Regions from separate parts of the Mus musculus genome. Here region 2 is linked to region 1. The links are chromatin contacts, found by Hi-C or POLR2A ChIA-PET in ENCODE. All regions are on one chromosome and are shown on one strand. Each heading gives the region's core, a stretch centred on a gene start or an enhancer-like site at or near the end of the contact. The rest is flanking DNA. Distances are from core to core; before and after follow the strand shown. Region 1 holds the start of Ctbp1 (C-terminal binding protein 1). Region 2 holds the start of Slbp (stem-loop binding protein).

What was found. Hi-C counts contacts between places; a loop is a spot of excess contacts on that map. ChIA-PET counts read pairs that join two places held with the same protein, here RNA polymerase II (POLR2A).
Region 2: a loop to region 1 is called in a map of left cerebral cortex, with 2.4 times the contacts of the local background. The contact joins the promoter of Slbp here to the promoter of Ctbp1 in region 1. A Hi-C loop is called at or near these places in 1 of 37 maps with a recorded cell type or tissue (left cerebral cortex). POLR2A ChIA-PET finds 5 or more read pairs at or near these places in 3 of 5 experiments (Patski and embryonic stem cell).

The regions. Positions count from the first base shown.
Region 1 is chr5:33,273,553-33,276,790 of GRCm38, forward strand. It overlaps Ctbp1 (C-terminal binding protein 1), which reads right to left and starts at 1,452. Exons shown (of 10, transcript NM_001198861.1): 1 at 1,227-1,452.
Region 2 is chr5:33,650,776-33,654,013 of GRCm38, forward strand. It overlaps Slbp (stem-loop binding protein), which reads right to left and starts at 1,799. Exons shown (of 8, transcript NM_009193.2): 1 at 1,420-1,799; 2 at 1,188-1,304. The coding sequence starts at 1,478. It overlaps Tmem129 (transmembrane protein 129), which reads right to left. Exons shown (of 4, transcript NM_026698.3): 4 at 2,441-3,238.

The sequences.
Region 1 (3,238 bases), core at 202-2,701:
GGAAAGGTTTGACAGGCAAGGCTGTCCTGCTGATTTCTGGAAGGCAATGGGCTGGGCCTGCCCTCCCTACCCCATGGGAAATTTGGACTATAACCCTGCTGGTTTGGGTGCAGAGCCTCTTCCTACAAAAGTGTGTGTGTGTGTGTGTGTGTGTGTGTGTGTATACACATGAGCCTCCAGGGAGTTCAGCTCTGAAGAGGTGCAGTGTAGGGGAGGAGTACCCACCACCAGTCCAGGATGAAGGCAGGCCTGGAGGGCCTTACCCCGCCACACCCTGAAACAAACTGACAGGATCTGCAAAATGGCCTTGTGTGATAAGAGGTATAGTGGGCCATCACAGGGCGCCTCCCTTTTTCCCTCCTGCCTACAGTTCCTTATTTCCTGCTGGCAGCACACGCTGCGAGGATTCATCCCCTGCCAGCTTTCAGGCTATAAGGAAGAAGGCAGTGCCCTTGTGAGAACAGAGCTGGGGGTCAAGCCGTGTGGTCATTAAAGTGGAAGCGCCAAAGAGAGGGACACTGTAGGGCACTTGGACGGTGGGCAAAAGGCTCCTCCCTAATCCGAAACCTCTCGGCTGCCCCGCCCGAAGGTGGGGTCGTCTTCGCTGCGCGTGCGCCAGGCTACGCGGCCAGGGAACGCAGCCAAGGAAGGACTGCCCTCCACAGGCAGGACCCCTGTGGCTTAAGGACTTTCATAAATGAATAAAAAAAAACGTAAGTGGTCCAAATCCAGGTGCCAAGCTGAGCATCACTAAGTCGACCAGAGGGGTGATAGGCATGTAGGCCACCCATGTTCCCTCAGCGCCACCTCTAGAGACTACCCGCTCCCGGATCTGCCGACCCGAGGCCCATGCGGAATCCGCAGGCTCGTCACTCCGGGAACACCTAGGTCCCGGCTGGGTGTCCACGAGAAGGATCCTCGCGGGACCCCGGGCCAGGAAGACAGGCCCGGCTCGGTCACAGTCTGGGTCGCACCACCACAGGCCCCTTTGTCACCTGCGCGGGTCGCGAGCGGGCATCGGAAAATAGGGACGCGCACGCGCGTGCAGCAGTTCGCGCATGCGCATCACCCGTTGGCCTCCTGGGTTTCTCCCCCCCAACCAGGCGCGCGCGCAGCGAGCGCGCACGCGCACTCGCACACAAAGCCAGCGCCGCGCGCGCCCGGCCGCCCCGCCCCCGCCCCTCCACCCCCCGCCCGCAGCCGGAAATGCGCGCGCGCGGCCTTACCCAGCGGCAGGCCCTTGTTGAGCAAGTGGGAGCTGCCCATTGAAAGGTGCGGGTGGCCGCGGGCCCCGATGAGTCCGGCGCTCTCCGCCGCCGCGAGCCCTGCGCCTGGGGCGGCTTCGGCGCAGTCTGCTACTCCGCCCGGCCGCCTGCGCCCGGCCACCGCCGTGCCGAGCCGCCACCGCGCCGCCAGCCGCGCTCCGACCGACGAGCGGGCGGGGACACGCGGCGCGCGCGCGCGGGCGTGGCCTCGGTTGGTCTGCTGTTTGCAGGCAAGGCGGCGCGCTGGACGTACGCGGGCGGCTCAGGGGCCCAGCTGCCCGCCGGCCCGACGCTCGGCCCCCACCCCCAGCGCCCCTCCCAGGCTGGATTCCCTTCCTGGACACGCCCCCAGCTGTACCCGCCCCCGGCCTCCCCTCCCCTGCGCGTACCCCGGACTGCGCCCCTGCCACTCCTTGGCGCGGTGACCTGGGCCGGAGCCTGAGTGGTGAAGCAGCCCATCCGCGTGGGGCGCTACCAGTCTAGTCGCCGGGGCCTCAAGAGGACAGCGAGAGCGGTTCACTCGGCCCCTTGTGCGCTAGAGCTGGGGCCGCGGACCCAGGACCCAGGAGCTGGACAGCGCCCCAGCCAGGGAAAGTGATCTGTGCGCAGGGACAGATGCCCGCTGGCCACCCCAGAGTAAGCGACTGACTGTTGGTGGGACTGTCAGACAGGCGTAGCGAGGGATACCGCTTAGCTGTTAAAAAAAATAAAAATAAAAAAAAATAAAATAAAATAAAATAATAATAATAATTAATAATAATAATAATAATAACATCACGGGAACAGTCCAAACTGAAGGATGCTGAAGGCCATATGGTTACGAGTTTTGAAAATCAAATCTTTGAGAAAGGTGGGCAGTATCAATGAGGGATGACAAGGGCCTGGGCATCTGTTTACAGAAAAAATGCTTTGAAAATACCTTCCAATTCCATCTATTGGCAGACATGGATGGAGAAAAAGATCTAACAGGTGGAGTCTCAAACCTGCTACAGTATTTCCTAAATAGACTGAGGGCTAGGGGGGAAAGCCAGCAGATGTACACTTTCCCTTAATCCCCACCCCTATCCTGGACTGTCTCTCCTGGTCTGTTCCAGTTTTCTCGAGCTGCAGGTGACTCCCTACAGATCCATCCAAAGGGCTCCTCCCAGTTGTTCCATCCTAACATAGCAACTCCATGGCAGAGTGACACCTCCTATTCCTTCTCAGGCTGCCCAAATTCCCACTTTTTCTTGCACATTGTGACTAGGACCACCACATCACTCCATCCTTGTGAGGGATTATATCAGGGCTTGTATAAAAACCCTTAGGGCTCAAAAGATGGCCTAATAGGCCATCACTTGAAAGAGGCACATTGGACTTGCAAACTTTATATGCCCCAGTACAGGGGAACGCCAGGGCCAAAAAGGGGGAGTGGGTGGGTAGGAGAGTGGGGGGGGTGTGGGTATTGGGGACTTTTGGTATAGCATTGGAAATGTAAATGTGCTAAATACCTAATAAAAAAATGGAAAAAAAAAAAAGAAAAAAAAAACCCTTAGGGCCTCCCAGGAAACCTCGGAAACCTCCCAGGAAGCCTCGGAAACCCAGGCTTCTTGTCACCATCACACTGGCTTGGACTCCTACTCCAGGGATGGTCCCTGCAGGCAGGAGTCTGCTCCTGCGGATGTGAGGTAGAAAGCCACTAGGTAGAGATGTGGAGATGCACAGGTGGTTCTGAACATGCCCATCCTAAGAGACCCTATGACCTTAGGATTGCCCAAAGGCACCTGTAAGCACTTGCTCCTGAGAGAGCATCTGGTGTCTGTTGGGCCACATTCACCCTCACTCCACTCTGTTCAGCATTGCTCAAGGTCTGAAGTCCTGAGCCATCATCCTGGTGCCAGTAAGAGAGTATGATGTTTTACCCTTACCCTGGCAGTCTCCACCACAGGCCATAGGTTAGACTGGTTACTGGTAAATGGACCCATCCTGCCTGC
Region 2 (3,238 bases), core at 549-3,048, 380 kb after region 1:
TTTCATTGAGACAAGATAGTCTAGTCTCACTGTGTAGCAAATAAAGAACTTGAACTTCTAATTCTCCTGCCTGTAACTCCTGATCACACCTGAGATCACTGATATAAACGCTATCACCTTCCTTTAATCTACCTTAGGGCTGGCCTCTGGCCTTTCCTATACTCCCACAACTAGTCTAATGTCTTCAGAGATGTGCTGGTAATTTCACATTTTCACCTGAAAGTTTCCCCAAGGTTAACAAGATTTCCTCCCAAAATAGATCTGCCCATCCTTTGCTCCTGTTATCATGAGAAATGACTGGCATCAACAGAAATGGTCAAGGGTTTCAATCAGGCTGACTTTTCTATCCTCAATCAACATTGCCTGTGTATTCAGAAGTCACTGAGTTAAGTCACTAATTCCCTTCACTGGGCTTGGCAGCCCCATGCTTATCTTATCCTCCCTTCTAGTCAGCCATCTAGCAAACACCATAGCCCATAAAAGAAGGTATGGTCAAAATTTCTGAGATCGCTTTTCTCATCAATCACTACACAAAGGTCCCCAAAGAGAGCACTTCCCTGAAGAGTTCACATCACCAGCTTACTCTTAAGGCACTCCTGGTCTCTCTGAATTACTATTTCACTTGCTAGCCCGCCTCCATCAGGCTACCAAGGGACCTCACTGACTTAAGCACAATGCCTCAGGGAAAAAAATCTAAACACCGTGGCAAAAGCTTATCAAATGGAAGGACCCAACTACAAGTATGAATAATCTAGGACTCAATTTTGGTTTGTATCTCGCTTTCACTCAGGTAATAAAACCTAATTTCTCGCCCCAATACACATACACACACACACACACACACACACACTCACTCTCTCTCTCCCCCCCACCCCCGCCCCGGAAGCAGGGGAGGGTTGGAGGTCGAAACATTTTAACAAGATGTTCATAGTAGTAGTCCTTGACATTACTGACATTATGAGTGAAAAATATAAAGGCTGACCCACTCCGGATAAAACCAGTTTTGCTGCCACCTATCAGTCGCTGGTAAGATGCTTCTAACACTGAGCAAAACTGAAGAGAATCTCCAGAGTAAGCTAATCTACTCCACCAGCTTCGAAAACCCGAGTGCCACGGGATGAGGGTCCCCTTGGCCCGTCTCCAAACCCCCCGAGTGACCAACCCGTTTCCAAGGAGTCGGGACCCACCTTTCAGGTCGGTGGTCCGCAGTCTGGAGCTCGCCTTCCTCGGAGTCCTCGGGCTTCCGGTCCCTTCCGTCCGCTCTGCGCTTCCGTCCGAGACTCCATCTCGCAGGGGACCGCGGGCTGAGGACACAGACTGCGGTCAGTGGGCGGGGCCCCCAAGCACCGATGGTTCAGGGAACCCTTAGCTTACAGACGGCGAGAAGTCGAGGACTCGTAGACCGCATGACCCGCTTACCTCGCACCACCGTCGCGGCGACTCCCATAACCGGGTGGGCTTCTAGGTCTGCAGGCCATGGCGGCAGAAGTCTGAAGGGCAGCTCGGCGGCAAGCACTTCACTCGGCAACAGCACTGACGAGGTCTGAGCTCGCCTTGCCCAACCGCCCTTAAGTGCGCAGCGGCCCCGCCCCTCGGTAACTCCCGCGCGCGCGCGGCGAAGGGCGAAACCATGAGACGCGCACCTGCAGGGGAGTCCCTCTCAGCTCTGCGCGCCCGCCTGACGGACCCGGCTCCAACCCAAGCCTTGGGATTGCGGGCAGTCGCTAAACTACAACGCCTAATGCGGCCGTCCGAAGGGCGGGAGAAATGGAACAGCCCGACTAAGGCGGAAAGGAACTGGCGACCTCCCCCAGCCCCCACGGCCTTCCAGGAGGCTGGCGCTGTAGCAGCTGGGCCTCTGATTGGTTGCCCCTTCGCGGGCCCGAGGGATATTGGCGGGAGATTGGGCAGTGCGCGCCACTGCCTCTCAAAGTCAGGAGGTGTGGCCACGGCGAGGGCCGGCCCACCGAGATGCAGTCCAAGATCCCGACCGGCCCCTCCTACCCACCGCCACAGTAAGGCGGGAGAGCCCGCCTCTAGCTTATACCCATAGCTTTAAAACCGTACAAGCCATCCATTAACAGCCAAATAACTTAGTGGCCTCTTTTTCCCCGCAAGGCCATCTGCCCTGCCTCTGGTGCTTGAGTCTCCAGCACGCAGGCCAGGCCCCTGCAGATCCCACCTGTCCTATGTGGGCAATCATGACCCTTCCCTTAAGAGTGGATCTGGCCCAGAGCAGCGTGAGAGGGTGGGATGGTGGTAACTATGTGGAGCCATCTAAGGGCTTGTCCTTCTGAACGTACCAAGCACTGACACTGGTTTCTTATACGACTTTCTGATCTGTGACTATATTCATCTGACTTTCCCAACATCCTGCAGCCACTATGTAAAATACTGCAAAAGTTTGGTTTTACTACCAGGTTAAACAAAATGAAGTACATCACTTGAAAAGGAACACTTTATTAAATACTGTATCATTTAACTACATTTACATTTATTTGTATAAAATTAACTCTTCTGTGGTTAAAAATAACTTCAAACCACTTGGCCTCTGCTAGGCAGACAGCCCTTGAAACTGGCTGTCTCCTGGTCATACTTCAGGGACAGGCAGAACTGAGTTTGCTCTGGTAGCAAATCCCTGGGGTTAGGTGCAGTGTTGGCTGGATAAGGGGCTAGCTTGGTCTGCTACTACTGCTTTCAACAACTAAATGTAAGTGCTTCAGGACAAGTTGAAGGAGAGGTCATCCCTCTAGCAGCTACACTTTGTGTCAGAGATGGAGAGTAAAGAGCAACCTCTTCCCCACCCATCTGTACCATAGATAAGTGAGTACATCTATGTATATGTGCGTCCATCAGAACCTTAACCACTGAGGTATCCTCTCCTGATCCAAGCACCCCACAGGGGCTTGGCTAACCCTGTGCTACACCCCTGATGGGTTTCTTTCTGGATAGTCCTGTGGCTCTCTGGTCCTTGGCTCCCTAAAACCCTTTCCTAGGGTTAGGAGTATGAGCTTTTGGTCTCCCCTGGACTAGAGAAGCAGGACAAGACAACAAAAGCATTGTGGACCCTCTAAAGCATATGCAACCCTCGTGAGGAACTTGGGAAAGTACTCTGTCATACCTTCCTACCAAGAAGTGGCCCCTTGGCTAGCCACAGTCACCAGGATACCCTAGAAGAGGACTTCACACTAGAGTGGCACCCTGGTGACCCTCTCAACTGTCAGTGTCTACCCAACAC